4 separate regions of the Homo sapiens genome follow, and all the other regions are linked to region 1. A link is an interaction called in ENCODE POLR2A ChIA-PET data of the cell type or tissue named here. Cell type or tissue: MCF 10A. All regions are shown on one strand.

Region 1 (4,000 bases):
TTAGCCAATGGAATGTGAGTGAAAGTGATAATATGGCAAAGTTTTGGGTCTGTCTTAAGTGACAGTACTTGATTCTGTTTGCCTGTCTTGTATCTCTACCATTACCATGAGAAGAGCTTGTCCTGGGAAGCTCCTGCCTCCTAGCAATGATGAACACACATGGAGTAGACATGAGCCCCAAATCAGTGAGGAGCCAAGCCCAGCTGTACCTTCAACTTGCTTCAGAGATACCTAGCTGATGCTAGACTAGATTAACAGAACCACACCCAACCTTTGAACACACAAGCAAGAATTAATGATTGTTGTTTAAGTCACCGAGTTTTGGGTTGATTTGTTACCCAGCAATAAATGGCTGCTACAAATAATAATAATAATAATAGCCAATTTGCCTATGACTTGACCAGGATCATTCAGCTAGTGACCAGTGCAGATGGAATTCAAATCTGCCTCTAAATTCCATACTCTTAATCACTTCCTTATATGATCTTGAGAAATAAACCTAGTTAATACTTAGGTGAGTTATTTTCAGGCAGAAATTTTTATCCTGGAATTAAGACAATATGAGAAAAGACATACATTTCTTTTCACATGGATTACAGGGAAGAGGAGAGCTATAGTCATACCAGAATAATTCACTCATAAGAAAATTCAGTCAGGGCCCCCAGATCTGACAGAGAGGGAACAGCATATTAAAACAGAAAACTAGAAGAAAGCAGGATTCAGGATTTAAAAATAGCAGGCCATAAAAAGTACAGATGAAGGGCTGCCCAGTATGACCACTATCATGCTAGAATTTGTCTGCCTCTTACTATCTTTGTGGTCTTCTCTGTGCCTTAGCTTTTCATCTATGAAATAGGAATAATGAAAGTAACTACTTCATCAGGCTGTTCAGAGGATTGAATGAGTTGGTGTGTGTCAAGTGCTGGGAAGAGTGTCTGGCACATTGTAAGCAGTGTATGCGTGTTAGCTTAGTGGTGCCTCTAGAAGGGAGCACCATACTTAACTATCTGCCTGGTATTTCTGACTCCACCACTGTGATGGTTTTGTATTGTGTCAACTTAGCTACTAGAACTACATTTCCCAGAATTCCTTCCCCTGTATGGTCTAGATTAGGAGTGCCATGTGAGGAATCTGCGTGAGATTTGGAAGGTGAATGTGGAGCATCAGCCATCACTGTCTGGAGGTCGGTGTCGGACACAAGGGGCTGCTGCAGTCTTCACTCATCACGGACCTACACAGGGCAGCAGCTGGGCCTGCACCTCCTCTCCTCCTTCTGGACCTCCTCCTGTAGCTGCTCTGGCCAGGAGTGTGTGTCACTCCATGATGGAGGATCCCAGCTTGCGGGTCACCGATGTGGTTGAGATTGAGATGGTAGAAGACAGATATGACTTGCAGTTGGTCCCTGTGGATTTCAGTTGGTCCTTATGGATTCCTCTTTGTCTTCACAGATTTTCGTTTTCCTTGCTTTTTTGCACTTCATGCCCAGCTTTCCATCCAAACAGCCTGGCCTGCTGACCCATAGCAACTTCAGGATTGGCCCACCAAATGCAGAGGGAACAGCCTTGCACAGACATCTCCACCAGCTCCCATCATGACTCCAGGTCCAATCTCTATTGCAAATCTGTGTTTTTCTACATCATTCATCGTGGTCATGCTTCCTTGATTGAACCTTGCCTGATACATCCCCCACCACATTGCTCTGTGAGTTGGATATAAGACAGTGGTACCACTGAAAGCTCAAGGTTCTTTTTAACACATTTTGCATTTACTATAACTCTAAGCATTTTGGCTCCCAACTGCCACCCTTTGCCTTCTCTCTATTTCCCCAGAACTTCTCTGTGGGAGGACTTTGAGCAATAAGGAAAGAGTATTGACTGCTGAAATTCCACAGAAAAAATATCCAATTTCTTTCTTCAGCACAGTGATGGGTGGGGTTAACCACAGATTTGTCATCAGATTTTAAAATCAAAGCAGTAAGATTTTCCTAAAAATAAATGAAAAAGAAAAAGAATTCTATTTACCTCAATATTGCTATTTTCACAATTTCCTAGAACAAGTTGTACGGAGTAATACAAATGCTAAGAAGGTGGGTCCAAATGAAATACAGAATTCATAATAAGAGGATGTTGTTACTCAGAAGAAGGACAACCCAGTGTGCTTTGAGATGGTATTGCAGCAATGAAAACAAGCTCAATGTCCATGTCAGATAAACAATTGTCGTCACAGCTCTGGAAGTTTGGGAAGTGACTCATCTTCAGGAATGGGCAGTGAGTGAAGACAACTGTTTACCTCAGCCCTTTGGTGGTTGACACAAACATTCTTTTCTTCCCCTGTGACTTGGCCACTGGGAGATGCTGTTGCAGCCACGTGCATCGGCACCCCAGCTTCCACCACATAGATGCTCACCTCTCCTGCCCCGTGATGCCTTACACTCTCTGCCCTCAGGTTCTTACTGTCCTTAGGGGTGGAAAATCTCTAAAATCAGTGGATTTCCTGGTAAATGGGGGAGAAAATAATTCAGGAAGCCTCTCCTTGCAAGGAGGGACCATTGTTAGGAACTTTTGGTCTGAGATGCTATGGCTGAGTCCAGGGGGGCAACAAAGAACAGACCAGTTCCAAACTCGATCAGCTAGCAAAAAAAAAAAAAAAGAAAAAAAAGAAAGGGACTAAAGGGGGTGTAGAGACTCTGGTGGAGGCAGGGCAGAGCCAAAATCAGGGAGAGGATCCTCCCCTGTCAGTGGGAGGTAGTGATTGCTGGAGTCAGGGCCACAGCAAGGTCAGGGATGGAGGAATGGAGAATTCATGCAGGAGAAGCTTGGCTGGAGCTGCAGTGAATCAGAGGGTGCATCACCAGCAGGGCTCTGGCTAGCTGCACTGTTGTCTTTTTCTGCTTTATCTGAGTTGTTTCATTACCAGGACCCAGAATTTCTACTGCTATAGCCATAGAGGGCTGACTGCTCAGGAAGCAGGGTGGCAGTGGAGGCATGTCATCCAGAGAAGTGCACATCCTTGCACCAGGACACATGAACAACAATGTTCACAGTGGCATTGCTCATAATAGCTCCAAATGAGAAACTAACCAAACGACATCAACGTCAGAATGGATCAAGAAATGGTGGTATATTTATAAGTAAACTGCAGCTGTTTATACAGTGGAATACTATATTCATTTCCTAGGGCTGCCATAACAAATTAGTACAAACTGTGTGGCTTAAAATAACAGGAATTTATCATTTCACAATTGAGGAGGCTAGAAGTGTAAAATCAAGGTATCAGGAGGGTTGGTTCCTTCTGGAGGTTCTCGGGGAGAATCTGCTCCATGCCTGTCTCCCAGCTTCTGGTCTTTGCCTGCAATCCTTGGCATTCCCTGGCTTGTAGCTGTCATCACTCCCATCTCTGCCCCCATCTTCACATGGTACTCTCCCTGTTTCTCTCAATGTCTTCACATGAACATCTTATAAAGACAACAGTCATCAGATTAAGGGCCCCCCAATCCGGTATGAATCATTTTAACTGATTACATCTGCAAAGGTCCTGTTTCCAAATGAGGTCACTTTCTGAGGTTCTATGTGGATGTGAACTTTTTGGGGGACACAATTCAATGAGTGCAAATACTATACAGCCATGAAAATGAATGAACTACGGCTGCATGCAACATGGCTGAAACACAGACAAAATATTCAGGAAAAAAAGTTACACACAAAAGAGTATGCACTGTGGTGTTACACTGTAAAACTCAAAGTTAGGAAAAGTTAAACCATAGTGCTTAGGAATGCATAGTTTGGTGATATATAGGATATATGTATCATATTATAATGAAAAACAAGTAAATGATTCCCATAAAAGTCAGGATATTGGTTACTTTTAGAAGGGAAAGGAGTATGAGAGGGGGTTCCTGGGATGCTGGAATGTTCTCTTTTTTGACATGGCTGGTGGTTGCAAGACTGTTTTTTGATATTCCATGAAGCAGTTTTATTTTCTGTATGCCTGCTGTTTTTCA
Region 2 (4,000 bases), 260 kb before region 1:
CCAAAACAACAATACACACTCGACTCATTCGATCTTTTAAAACACTAAATTCCAAGCTATGTGATAAAAGTCACAGTTGGAAGAGCACAAGTAGTTTTTCCTCCTCTTCTGTACAACACTTACAAACATTCTCTGAACAGCACAGCTGGGTTTTTTTTTTTTTTAAAGTTAATAAGTACTACTGGAAAAACAAGTTTAAAATTATGACTACATAATTTGTAACTTCCTAAATATAACGAAATTCTATTATTTCTGTTGGATTACTGCAATACTTAAGAAGAAATTTCACACCAACATGTCAATAACTAAAACTGAGTCCAAGCTCATTTAAAAATATTTTTCCTCTACCAAAATAGTCTTATTGCTCTATCTCTGAAATTTACTTGCACAAAACAATCATTGTTTTTGGTGACACAACACCACACAATATAGAATGAAATGAGAAACAACTGCTGTGACAGAGATGATCACAGCGATACCCACTCTTGCCTGCAAGGTCATATAGTTACCAGTAGCTGTTTTGCTTATAATTGAAAATAAAAAATAAAATCTCACTATTCTGTTTCCACTTCTAATTTGTCTTCATTTCTTCATCACTGGTTTAATGCAGATACTATTCACAGAAAAAAGATCTAGAGCTCAGCACAAATCCTGAAAATGAAGCTCAGAGGTTAACAATTCTTTCAGTGTTTGGGAAAGGGGCAAAAAACAAAAACAAAAAAAAAAAAACCACTCTGCATTAATAGCAAAGCTGCAGTACGTTTACATGTGATGAGTCAGACCACAAGAGACAATACGACTCTTGGTACTAGAATACAGCTTGATTAATCCAGGTTTCCCATATAATAGAAGAAACACAGTTAGCTTTATTCCCATCGATAGCATAAGCAAGGCAGAGCGTTCATTCTTTCTCCATCAGGCAGTTGTCTGTGGCTGCTCCAGCAAAAGGGCACAGGCACCAGGCAGAAATGGTGTTAGTGGAGAATCCTAGTAGAACAAGCAGGCTGTGAAGGAATTAGAAGGCATTTGAGCTCAAATTACTGCTTCAGGCTTTTTGTTTTCTTTAAAAAAAAAAAGGGGGGGGAAAAACATAGTAGTGTATCATTCCAGTGTTTCCTTTGATCTCCACATGAATACAGCTTCCATTAAACAGTCTTCATTCAGAGAAAAAAATAGCAGACTGTGCATCTTCTTTGAGCCAACTACTTTATTCAGTCATCTGCCTCTTTGCCAATATAGTTTCCTTCCACTGTGAAAACCGCCACAGTTATCCTTTTCAGATTTCAAATGCTTTCCTGTTCCTCAGATGATCTTGCAAAACACCACTGACATCCCCAAATGAGTAGGTCCTTAAAAAATATCTATAGAACCTCAGTATCAGTCCCACAGAAGCATTCCAACGGAGCAACAGTCTGAAGAGCAAAGACTGCAGACCCACAGGATGAAATGCCTAGTAATGCTCACATGTTACACTTACCAGAGATCTGAGCTACTTCTCGGGATGTAACTTCCTCTAGCAGGAGAAAAAAATAGTGCATTTGGACAGCCTTCACAATTAGAAGGTTCATGCCAGTTCTGTGACTAATCCAAATCAAACTAAAAAATTCTATAACTGAAAAATGAGTGCGCTTTTAACATTTTCCACTAAAAGCCACAAGGAAATCTGGTGTACTGCCTCTGCTGACTAACAGTGGTTTTAGCAAGTAAACAATTCCAAACGGCTTAACTGCTTTCGTGTGTTACAATAAAGCAAATGTTTAACCCTATAATGACAGTTGCAGTAAGAATATGCCTGCAATGGACTCATAAAAAAGGTTTAAAGATGGAGAAATATTTTATTAGATTATAAAAACCATGAAATTGTTTTATTCATATTTTTACCAAGATCAGTTTTAATCTGCCAGGTGTATTTTATTTTCTAGAATGCAAAGCTTAAACAAATGAAATTTAAGATTGTCTAACAATTTCTAAATTGGTGAATTTAATCAATCATTGATTCATATTTTAAAGGGAAAAGCAAAAATTTCATAATGTAGAAATCCTAACTCTAAAATTATATAAATCATTTGATTTTTCACTGAAGAAATAAAATAATCCTACCTTCCCATTTGGATAGGGAATAAAGCCTTAAAAATCTGTTAAAGAGGTACATGAAAAAAAAAATGTCCTTCGTCCTGAATTACCTATGTCAAAAGGGCACAGGGTAATACAAATAATCTCCCTCCCTATAAATTTCCCAAAGCCATAAATAAATGTCAAAGCCAATCATTTCATCGTTTTTTTTCTTCTTTCTCTGTTTACCCAACATGGGGGATATTTCTCAAGAGAAAACTTACAAAGAAAATACCATGGTCCCCCTTCAATCTGTGTTCTTCATATTAACTAGCATTTTTATTAATAAACAATAATAAACATAATAGTTACTTTTGAACATCTGTGATATGCTATGTGCTGTACATTCTCATTTAATACAATAACCTTGCTGTATTCCCATTATAGAGGGAAAAACAGACTCAGAAATGATGTATTTTACCCAAAGTTGTATAAATTAATAAAGTTGTGTGTTATTTTAAACACATACTCTTTCTAATCTATTCTGCTATCACTGAGTACACACACATACAGACACACTCTCTTCTCTCCACTCATCTCCAGATCTTTGCAACCTGTAATACTAGCTTATAAAAGTGATCTTAACAAACAGGTAACCTATAAAGGTTGTGAAAAGTTTAGGTAACAAAGGAATATACTATTTATTGCTATATTCTAAAACGAGTTATTTTTAAATGGGTACTTCAAAGCAAGTCTTAAAACCATAAAAAGGAAAAAAAAAACAAAAAATCCCAGCATGATACAAATATAAGAATGTCAGAATTTAAAACAAGAACCATTGAAAGCTATAAAATGTATCAATCTATGGAAGAAGCAATAACTCTAACATATTTGTACCAATTAAAACATGCTAACAATTCATTAGTTATATTTTAAAATATATAAAATACTTTTATGCCAAATTAAAGGTATGTAAATATTGAACATACATCAATTATGTTATCCATCTCCACATAGCTGAATCAAAAAATCTTAATATTTGAAATATCTGAAAGTGAAACAACTATAGTAACAATATCCTATATTTCATCTTCAGGGTTCCCAAGCCCACAAAGCAAAATCTCTTTTTATCTTAACAATCTTAACTTGTTCCAAAGTATCTAGTACCTAAGTTCACCTACTTAGACTTAAGCAGGTACATCCTGTTTCTTGTTCTAAGTCAACCTCCACACTTAGGTCTTTCCCAACCAGAAAACAAACTCCTTGAAGGTAGGGACTGTGTTCATACATATTGTCTCCTTCCACTTTCTTCCACCTATAAATAATTTCATTGAAATGAATTCTGTCGTCACGAGACTCTGGAAGGGTGGAGATTTATAAACAAGAATAGTGGGGGTGTGTTGGTATACATATATTTTAACCAGAAAATATAGGTGGCATTAAGGTGCAACAAAGTGAGTTTCATATCTCTAATAAGTGAACAATTAAAATTTCAGAAGTTGACAGGATATAAAACAAAGGTATGGGGTGATGGTTAAAACTAAGGGCTCAGGAGTCAGCCCACCTGAAGTTCAATTCTGCTTCCATCATTTCCTAGCTGTGTCCTTGGACAAACCACTTAAATTCCCTAAGCCTAAATTTCTTGACACTTATATAAGAAAAAAATAACCTGCAAAGATTTTTGTCTAAGAGAAATAGAGTAACAGTACAGTGCTTGAGAATGTAGGCTATTTTGTGGTCAAATTGCCTGAAGTTCTAATCCAGGCTTCCCACTAACCTAATTCTGGGATCCTGGGCTACTCACTTATTTAGTAACCTCTCTGTGCTCATTTTAACATCTATTAAATGACATTAACAGAATTTACTTCATAGTGTTGTGAAATCTAAACAAGATAACCTTACTGTTATGGATATTTGGGATAGCTGAATGATATCCCTTGTGAAGCCA
Region 3 (4,000 bases), 120 kb after region 1:
AGGGGTCAGAGGGAAGGGCAGGGGCGGGAGAGTCGCCTTGGCTGCAGCTTTGTTGTCAAGTAGAAGATGGTGTTGCAATCCACGCGGGGTCCACTCAGTTCCCTGTGAAGACTCTGTCCTGCCAGGCCGTGATTCACCCCAAGATGACTCCCCACACCCCTTGTTGGCTGTGATAGCCTGGCCTGCAAAAGAGGAAGGAGGCAGCTGACAGGGCATCAGTAAATCCAAGAGAGCAGACATGCCCTTCGGGATGAGGGACAAGAACAGGAACAAGCTGGGCTTGAGACCTGGGGCTGGAACTTAGCTCAATTCCCCCCACAAGAGAGGGAAGACAACCCAGTATGGGCAGTGTGAGTGGTGCTTATGGGGCCTGGCTGTCCAAGTCGTGAAGGGATGCCACAAACACCAACCTTCCAGCCCTCGAGTCCACAGTGGCCGCAGCAGAGGCAGTACCTCCTCTGGACCTCCACTCTGGATCCATCACCCCGCAGTGGGGTTGCAGCGTAGACAGAGCTGACTATATAGCGCCCTTTTTTGGGTCAAATGCATTCATGGTAACAAGTGTGGTAGGGTCTTACCCTGCACTTCAGGACAAACCCAGCTGGCCTTGGGGGTTAGATTAGATGTGGTTAATCTGCACCTTGTCCTGGGGTGGGAGGAATTGATGTTATTTACTCCAGTGCCACTCACAGTGTGGTCCTCAGACCTGCAGCCTCAGAAATGCAGACCCTTCAGACCCCACTTAAACCTACTAGATGAAATCTCTACTTTAACAGGATCCCTAGGTGATTTCCATTCATGTTAAAGTTTGAGAGCCATTATGAGGCCAGTGGTTCACAGCCCCCACTCACATTAGAACCAATGAGTCGTCATGTCAAGGCTCCAAAGCAGACCAAGTAAATGTGATTCACAGGAACTCACTCTCTAAGTGATTCTAATGTGTAACCAGGCTGAGGACCACTGCTTAGGCCACTTTAGGTGACTAAGAACAGAGATGCTCAAGTCACTTAAGGTGATGGAGTTACTGCAAGTTTACACAGGAAGTAAGTAAGGAACAGGGAACTGTCCAGACAAGGTTGAAGGAGGTGGACAGGAGGGAGACCCACGATCCACAGTTCCTTTGGGGACTTGGCCTTCCTGACATCCTGCAGCAGTAGGGGCCCTAGAACCTGGCCAAGTATTCTGTACATCTGTCAGCTCACCTCCTATTGTCTTGTCACTAACAACCACTGCCCTCTACTCTAACTGTGGTCCAGGAACCAACAGCATCAGCATTACCTGGGAGCTCACCAGAAATGCAGAATCTCAGGCCCCACCCCAGACCTACTTGACCTAAGTCTACATTTAATGAGGTCCCGGATGGTTCAAGGGCATATGGACACCGGAGAGGCACTGAGCTACGTCTTGGCTTCTACCACCCCGTCTTTGGGTTACTGTCTGCTCTATGACCTGCTATCAACTGCTCACTTTTTGCATGTCTAAAGCTCACACTTCTTGAGATGGAGGATCTGGCAGGTTTCTCTGGCCGCTAGCCTGGGGAGGCTGTCCCTGTTAGGTGGAACTATGGCTCCAAGATGCTTCATAGGCCTCCGGTCAGTGTTCAGACCAGTGACTCCCAGTGTGTGCCTGTCTCTGGTTCAGAGGTAGATGCCAGGATCAGAGCAAGCCAAGGATCCCCTGAACCCCTCCAGAAGTGAGCTGTGAGAGTTTGGAGAACCTGCACAAAGAGAAGGGGATGGCATGTACCTTGTGACGTCTGTCCACTGATGGAGAATGACAGGCTGGCAGAATCAGCCTCCACTGCAGACTCCAGCCCTTTCCTCCCATCTCTCTTGTCTGCAAGCTTCTTCATCCATTCTTCTAAGGCCTCAGCTCCAGGCTGTGTCCCAGCCCTAGCAGCCTCAGGCCTGGCCTAGAAGTTGGTATGGTGTTCCCAAGATAAGTGCCACCAATTACAGGCAAGCTAGGATTTTCTTGCAATGGAGGAACTTGGCTCTGTGGGATTACTCCCCTGTTAATCTTGACAACCAACTTACACACTTCCTGAGAACAAGTTCAGTGTCTTTCTTCCTTCAGTGAACAAATAGCTATTGAACAACTATCAGAAGTAAGAAGGTAAGCAATACCCAGCCCCAACCCCAAGAAGCTTGGGGTGCACTGGGGGATGCAGACAAGCAAACAGGCTGGTACATCAGTGGGATCAGGGCTGAGATAGAGAAGCCTATCCGAGTGGGGCGCCTCCACTGATTTGATAGGAACTGGGAGTCAGTATCCCCAAAACAGCTTTAGGAAACCTGGCAGAAACCTTTCTACTCTGGCCAGGCAAGGGGAGGGAGGGAAGAGCGTCAGTACTACAGCCAGGCCATCTGGTGCAATGCTGTGACTCATTCTCTTCAGAGCCATCATCCAAATGCATTTTTCCAAGTTCACAGGGGATCCTGGAGCTGCAGGAAAAGAGGGTGTGCATCTGTATGTAAACACAAGACACCAGACTCCTCTGATCTTGGAGTGTGAAGATATAAAGCTAGCCTGCAGAACAGCTCTCTTAGGCTAAGATTATCCCTTTCAATCCAGGACACACCCCTGGGCTGGAGAAAGGTATCAACATCCCTGTGTTGGCTAATTAGGGATTAAGCCCAGGTTGATTTGAGTCCAAAGCCCTTGGTTGTTCCTGTCCCGCTGCTCCCACTCAAAGGATGAACAAAGGAGGTCAGGGGTGGGGTTTTGGACACTTGAGTGACACATACAAACCGAGATAGTAAAATATTCACCGGATATTTCGTTGAAGCAGAGAAGTTAGCCTCATTATTTAACAATAAAAACATACATTTCTTCCTGGATCCTCTGCATAAGTCCCTAGTCACTTGGGGCCTTGCTTTATGATGTTCAAGAGCCTTTGCCATGCTCTGCCTCATTGGTTGGCTCAGCAATGCTATGAATGTCTTTCCTTCAGTTCCTGGTACATGCCAGCCCTTTCCCACCTCTGGGCCTTAGCAGAGGCTGTGACACCTGCCAGGCATGTCATTCATTCCCCACCTGCACTCTCTCTCTGGGCTGTGTCCTACCCACCCTTCAGGTCTTGGCTTTGATTTCACGTCCCTACATCCAGAACGTCTCACTACAGCTGCTGAATAATGATTTGGTTATGTTTAATAGGACATAAACTCCATGCTATTAGGGGCTATCTTAGTTTAGGTTTCCCCTAAAGAAGATCCTGAAAGAAGGCTTCATTTTGCCGGTTATCCCAAGAAGCACGGGTAGGGGCTCAGGAAAGCGGAGCAGAGATGCCTGAGAGAGGCATGTGTTCAAGGCAGCTACCTCTGTGGGCAGCTGGAGCTCAGCCCTTGGAGACAGTGTAGAACATGCATGCATCTCAGCGCTTCCTACCCTCTGCCCTTAGGGGTGAGGGTGCTGGGTGTTTAATAAACCAACTCTTTTCAATCACTGGCTGAGCACAGCTCACTGGGGTGGGGTAGGGGTTAATTTTCCAGCTCTTCAGGGATGCTCTGACTGGGGAAATCACACTGGTCAGCCAGAGAAAGCCCTAGGGCCATTAGAAGTTGGGCCGTCCTGTATCATAATGAGATGGCCCAAGAGGATATGGGCAGGGGCACCACAGATTGTGGTCAGGCATCATGTCTATTTCATTCATCTTTCAGTCCTAACACATAATAGGCTGTCAATAAATATCTGTTAAATGACTTGATAGAGAGATGGAAGGTGAAGATTAAAGAGAAAATCAGAATGAAGATAGGCAGTCCTGTCTAGAGCCTCCTCAATGAATAAATATCCTGTTTCCTTACTCTGAGCTTCCTGGCAGCCACACTGAAAAATAAAAAAAGACGATATTCTTATTTGTATTCTTCATGAGGAGGAAGCACACTGTTGCTCAGATGAAGGAAAGTATTTTGTGGCACTTATATCTGCAAGGACTTTTCTTCCAAAGCATCAAAGTGGAGATAACAAGTGACAGGGGGACAACATCCTCAATAAGTTCCCT
Region 4 (4,000 bases), 88 kb after region 1:
TTTTTTTGGAGGGACAGGGTCTCATTATATTGCCCAGGCTGGTCTGGAATTCCTGGCCTCAAGTGAGTTTCCCATCTTGGCCTTTCAAGTAATCGGAATTATGGACATGCACCATGGCATAAGCAGGTATTTTAAGACCCAAAAGAATATCAGCCCTGTTCTATTTTCTTGATTATCAAAGCATTTGGCACTGCTTTTGATGATCAATTTAAATATTTTCTCTCCAGGTTCTTGCCATTTAAAGACTAAAACTCTGAAAGCTCCTGGTTTCACAGACAATGATCAGGAGGCTCTATTGACTGTCCAATTGGAATATTCTTGCACTGTGGATACTGTGAGTCTGATGACTAACCATGTTCCTTCCTTTACACTGGCTGCTAGGAAGCTCAGAGTCAATTTGTAGCTCACTTCTAGGAATTGTACAGATTTATACTTACTTTGCTAACTTCATTTCTGTTTTTATCTTACTTCCTGAGCCTACTTTCCCTTCAACCCCATGTACTTAGCTATTTATTTTGTCTGATTGAATTGAATGTATACACCAGCTGCCACAAATCCTTTCAGAAGTGAAGAAGGGAATAATAAATAAACAAATAAAATGCAAATGGTAATGCTATTATTAGGAAGAGGCAGAGCTTCTGGTTTTTGATGCAAAGCTACCTCCTCAGGTTGCAATGCTTTTCTCCCTGACTCATGCAGAAAAAGTACTAATGCCCAACCCAGGAAGTGCCTTTCAGCCTTCTCTCTGACACTGTCTTCTGGCCTCTTCACACAGCTGTGGTAGACACTTGCCTTCAACAGCACACCATCCTCCCCAGTCAAGGCTATGATTCTCTCTACCGGGTTACAAGCTCAACTCAGGACTCTAGGAGAGTGATTTCACTGCTGGGGTGGAGTGTTGCCATAGTTGTTCCAATTAATTTATTTGATTTATTTTCAGGGTTATGAGAAGGGCTTTTGATATCAATATGCAAATGTAATTTAAAACTTAAATCAATATTCTGAACCAAGAGCATGGGCATTTTTAACCGGAATGCAGGATAGTCTTAAATGCCTGAAGTTACAGCTCTTTGTGACTGATGACTTGATTCTCCATGGAGTTTTATTTGCAGATGCCAGGAACTTGGTTATTCCAAGAGCTCTATTGTTCAGAAAGCAAGGAGGCTATGTAGGGTGTTCAAGATGTCTTCACTTTCTTCCAGCTGCATGACTATTCAGAGGTTCTGTACAAATGGCTAAGGCAAACCCTCCATATTATAAGCAACATTTACAACTCAGTCCATGAACTGTATGCCCACTTTCCATCATAGAATCCTAGTGCTGAAAATTATCTGGGTGAACATCCAATGCAGCCCTTTCATTTGATGAATAAATAAGCTGAAGGGACTTGTCCAGGATCCACATAGGGAATGAGTGGCAGAGTTTGGACTGGGATCCAATCCCACTCACAACTCTGACCAACCCAGAATCAGGCGCATAAACTTCAATTCTAGCCTCCTCAGACAAGCTTACCAGGGATTTCCTCCAGTCCTACTCTACTTCCAACCTACTTCATATATTCAAGGTACCCTCCTGATGCATTCTATGCCCCAAACCATCTGAATATACGGCCTTCTGAACCCATAATTGAACATGAGGCCTAACTGAAGGCTCCCGTGGGCAATGGGAACTCTGTGTAGGGGAACTCAGCCTTGCCTCCTCTCTCGAGTCAGGGAATGCCTACATTCTGGACCGATGAACACCTTGCTTATTAGCAAGTTTTCTCCAGCCTTGCACATTGCCTCTTTCAGGGACCATCTCATGTTTCCAGGAGAGTACATGATTTTCAAAAGCCCCCTTTAGAGACAGTCCCACCCTTGCAAATTGGCACACAGTACAAAGAACATTCAAGGAGTAAAGCCCAGCCCACGCAGCTCAGGGACCGTTGCCCTCCTTGTCCTCCTGAGACTGCATTTCCTACAACACCTCACCCTTCCCCTTCCAGGTGCTCTGCGAGTTTGGGGAGAGGTGTTTGGTAAATTGACAGCATCTGGATCATATCAGAGATTTAAATGTCAAGCTAAAGATATTTTCTAGTCTTTCCCAGAGGGCTAAGATTTGAGTGCTCATCAATTCATCTCCTCCCTAACTACTTGGATTTTACACTGTAAATGTTCACAGATTAGTTGTTTCTAGTGCCTCTCCATCTCAAACGGTAAAGTGGAAGCGCTCAGGCCCCACCAAGCTGCCAAGAAGTCAGGAGCTGTAGGCGTGTGACCCATTGTTTTGGTGTTCAAGATTATAGTAACGCTGGCTGGAGTTTATTTCACACATCCACCCTGCTGTCTCTGGCTCTGATCCAGCCTACAGAAGGGAGGCAGAAGATCTTTTTAAATGATGGTAAACAATGAGGTCACAGCCCAGAACAGCCCAGCCCTCCTGGCCCCAGCCAAGAAAACACATTCTTAATGGTTACAGGAGCCCTATGGTTTGCTCTAAGTCAAGGAGTCATGGCTGGTAGGATGAAACAGACTGGGACTCACAAATTAGGAGATCCACTTAAGGGCAGTGGCTTGGAACTGAAGAATTCTCACGAGTCCCCAGATCAGGACCCCAGGCTCTAAACTCTAGCACCTAATGCAGTACCCAGCACATAGTAGGTGGTCAATAACCCCAGGGGCCTTCCTCCCTGGGCTGTAATTCCACAACCCAACACAGCACCTGGAACATAATTGGTAGTCAATAAATGTTGGTGAATTATTGCATTCATAAATCAATAACTGGATGGATAGATGTGTGGAAGGATAAATGGATGATTCGATGAATGTTGTTAAACCTTGACTCAAAACTATCAAGTCAAAAAAGTGGACTCAGCTCCTTGCAAGGCAATTCCTTTATGGGTTGAACCCTTACTCTTATTGGCACAAAATTCTCCCACTGATTGAACCAAAATCTACCATATTGTACCTTGCCCTTGGCAGTTCTAGTTTTCTCCTATCTTTCTGCTCTTTCTAGAGAGAACTTTCTTTCTTTTTTTTTTTTTTTTTGAGACGGAGTCTCGTTCTGTCGCCCAGGCGGGAGTGCTGTGGCGCGATCTCCGCTCACTGCAAGCTCCGCCTTCCGGGTTCACGCCATTCTCCTGCCTCAGCCTCCCGAGTAGCTGGGACTACAGGCGCCCGCCACTGTGCCCGGCTAATTTTTTGTATTTTTAGTAGAGACGGGGTTTCACCGTGGTCTCGATCTCCTGACCTCGTGATCCGCCCGCCTCGGCCTCCCAAAGTGCTGGGATTACAGGCGTGAGCCACCGCGCCCGGCCTCTAGAGAGAACTTTCAAAGGCAAAGCAGACCCCTTCTGCATTCTCATTCTCTTCAGTAGCATTAGAAACTAGTAAGAAATGCCGTATTTTTTAGCTGTAGAATCACAAGGGTAAACTTGAGGAAATCAACAAGTCTTTATTTCCTCTAAGACTCCACCGGTTCTGGTTTTCCCATGCATGAGTGGAATGTTGTATCTGAAGAGTCCTAGGTCTGGGTCCTTGCTCCCTGTACCAACAGCAGCCATCTCTATATCAAGATGGCAGCCACAGAACACCGAAGCCCCTGGACACTTCAGTGACTTTGTAGTGTGTCAATTAGCTAGGCCAACCTACTCTTTCCAGAATCTTCTTTCGTATGTGTTTTCAGTTAGAGTGGGTATATTTTCCCCAGTTCAGATATTTGAAAGGATCTCCTAGGCTCTACAGAGTATACTCACATAAGGCTTTTATTTAAAGGCAACAGGGAATGAAAGAGAATGCAGGGAAGCAGTGTAGGTCTGACAGGCATTCTGCAGCACCAGGTTTGTCCACAAGGGCCCAATCTTTGTGCCCACAGCCCATGTTGAATCTCTGGATTGAACTGCCAAGATCTGTGCTAGGAATCTTGGCTTCAGGAGAACCCACTGCAAAGAGCTATGTGGCTCTGTAAGTAGGCAAGTCTGGCTGCTCAAACTAGTGAGGCCAGGTGCAAACCACCAATAAAG

Evidence for each region. ChIA-PET counts read pairs that join two places held together with the same protein. Peaks named below come from ENCODE experiments on the same cell type or tissue, not always from the same donor. Only the 100,000 strongest peaks of a DNase experiment are listed, where the experiment ranks them.
Region 2: POLR2A ChIA-PET joins it to region 1 with 10 read pairs; 4 of 35 experiments call an interaction of 5 or more read pairs at or near these places.
Region 3: POLR2A ChIA-PET joins it to region 1 with 13 read pairs; 7 of 35 experiments call an interaction of 5 or more read pairs at or near these places.
Region 4: POLR2A ChIA-PET joins it to region 1 with 10 read pairs; 6 of 35 experiments call an interaction of 5 or more read pairs at or near these places.

Annotation. Positions count from the first base shown.
Region 1 is chr3:16,058,256-16,062,255 of GRCh38, forward strand. No RefSeq gene overlaps it. Among named protein-coding and RNA genes, the nearest start is that of GALNT15, 110 kb to the right of the region's middle. RefSeq lists an enhancer at 1,396-2,595. In MCF 10A, no CTCF peak of the experiment used is centred here; DNase peaks (open chromatin) are centred at 2,266 and 2,796.
Region 2 is chr3:15,796,494-15,800,493 of GRCh38, forward strand. ANKRD28 (ankyrin repeat domain 28) reads right to left here and starts at 1,486. Exons shown (of 28, transcript NM_001349278.2): 1 at 1-1,486. The coding sequence starts at 28. In MCF 10A, a CTCF peak has its summit at 1,647; DNase peaks (open chromatin) are centred at 788 and 1,578.
Region 3 is chr3:16,181,457-16,185,456 of GRCh38, forward strand. All of the region lies in intron 1 of GALNT15 (polypeptide N-acetylgalactosaminyltransferase 15), which reads left to right. Among named protein-coding and RNA genes, the nearest start is that of GALNT15, 8.8 kb to the left of the region's middle. In MCF 10A, no CTCF peak of the experiment used is centred here; a DNase peak (open chromatin) is centred at 2,385.
Region 4 is chr3:16,146,680-16,150,679 of GRCh38, forward strand. No RefSeq gene overlaps it. Among named protein-coding and RNA genes, the nearest start is that of GALNT15, 26 kb to the right of the region's middle. In MCF 10A, no CTCF peak of the experiment used is centred here; a DNase peak (open chromatin) is centred at 2,302.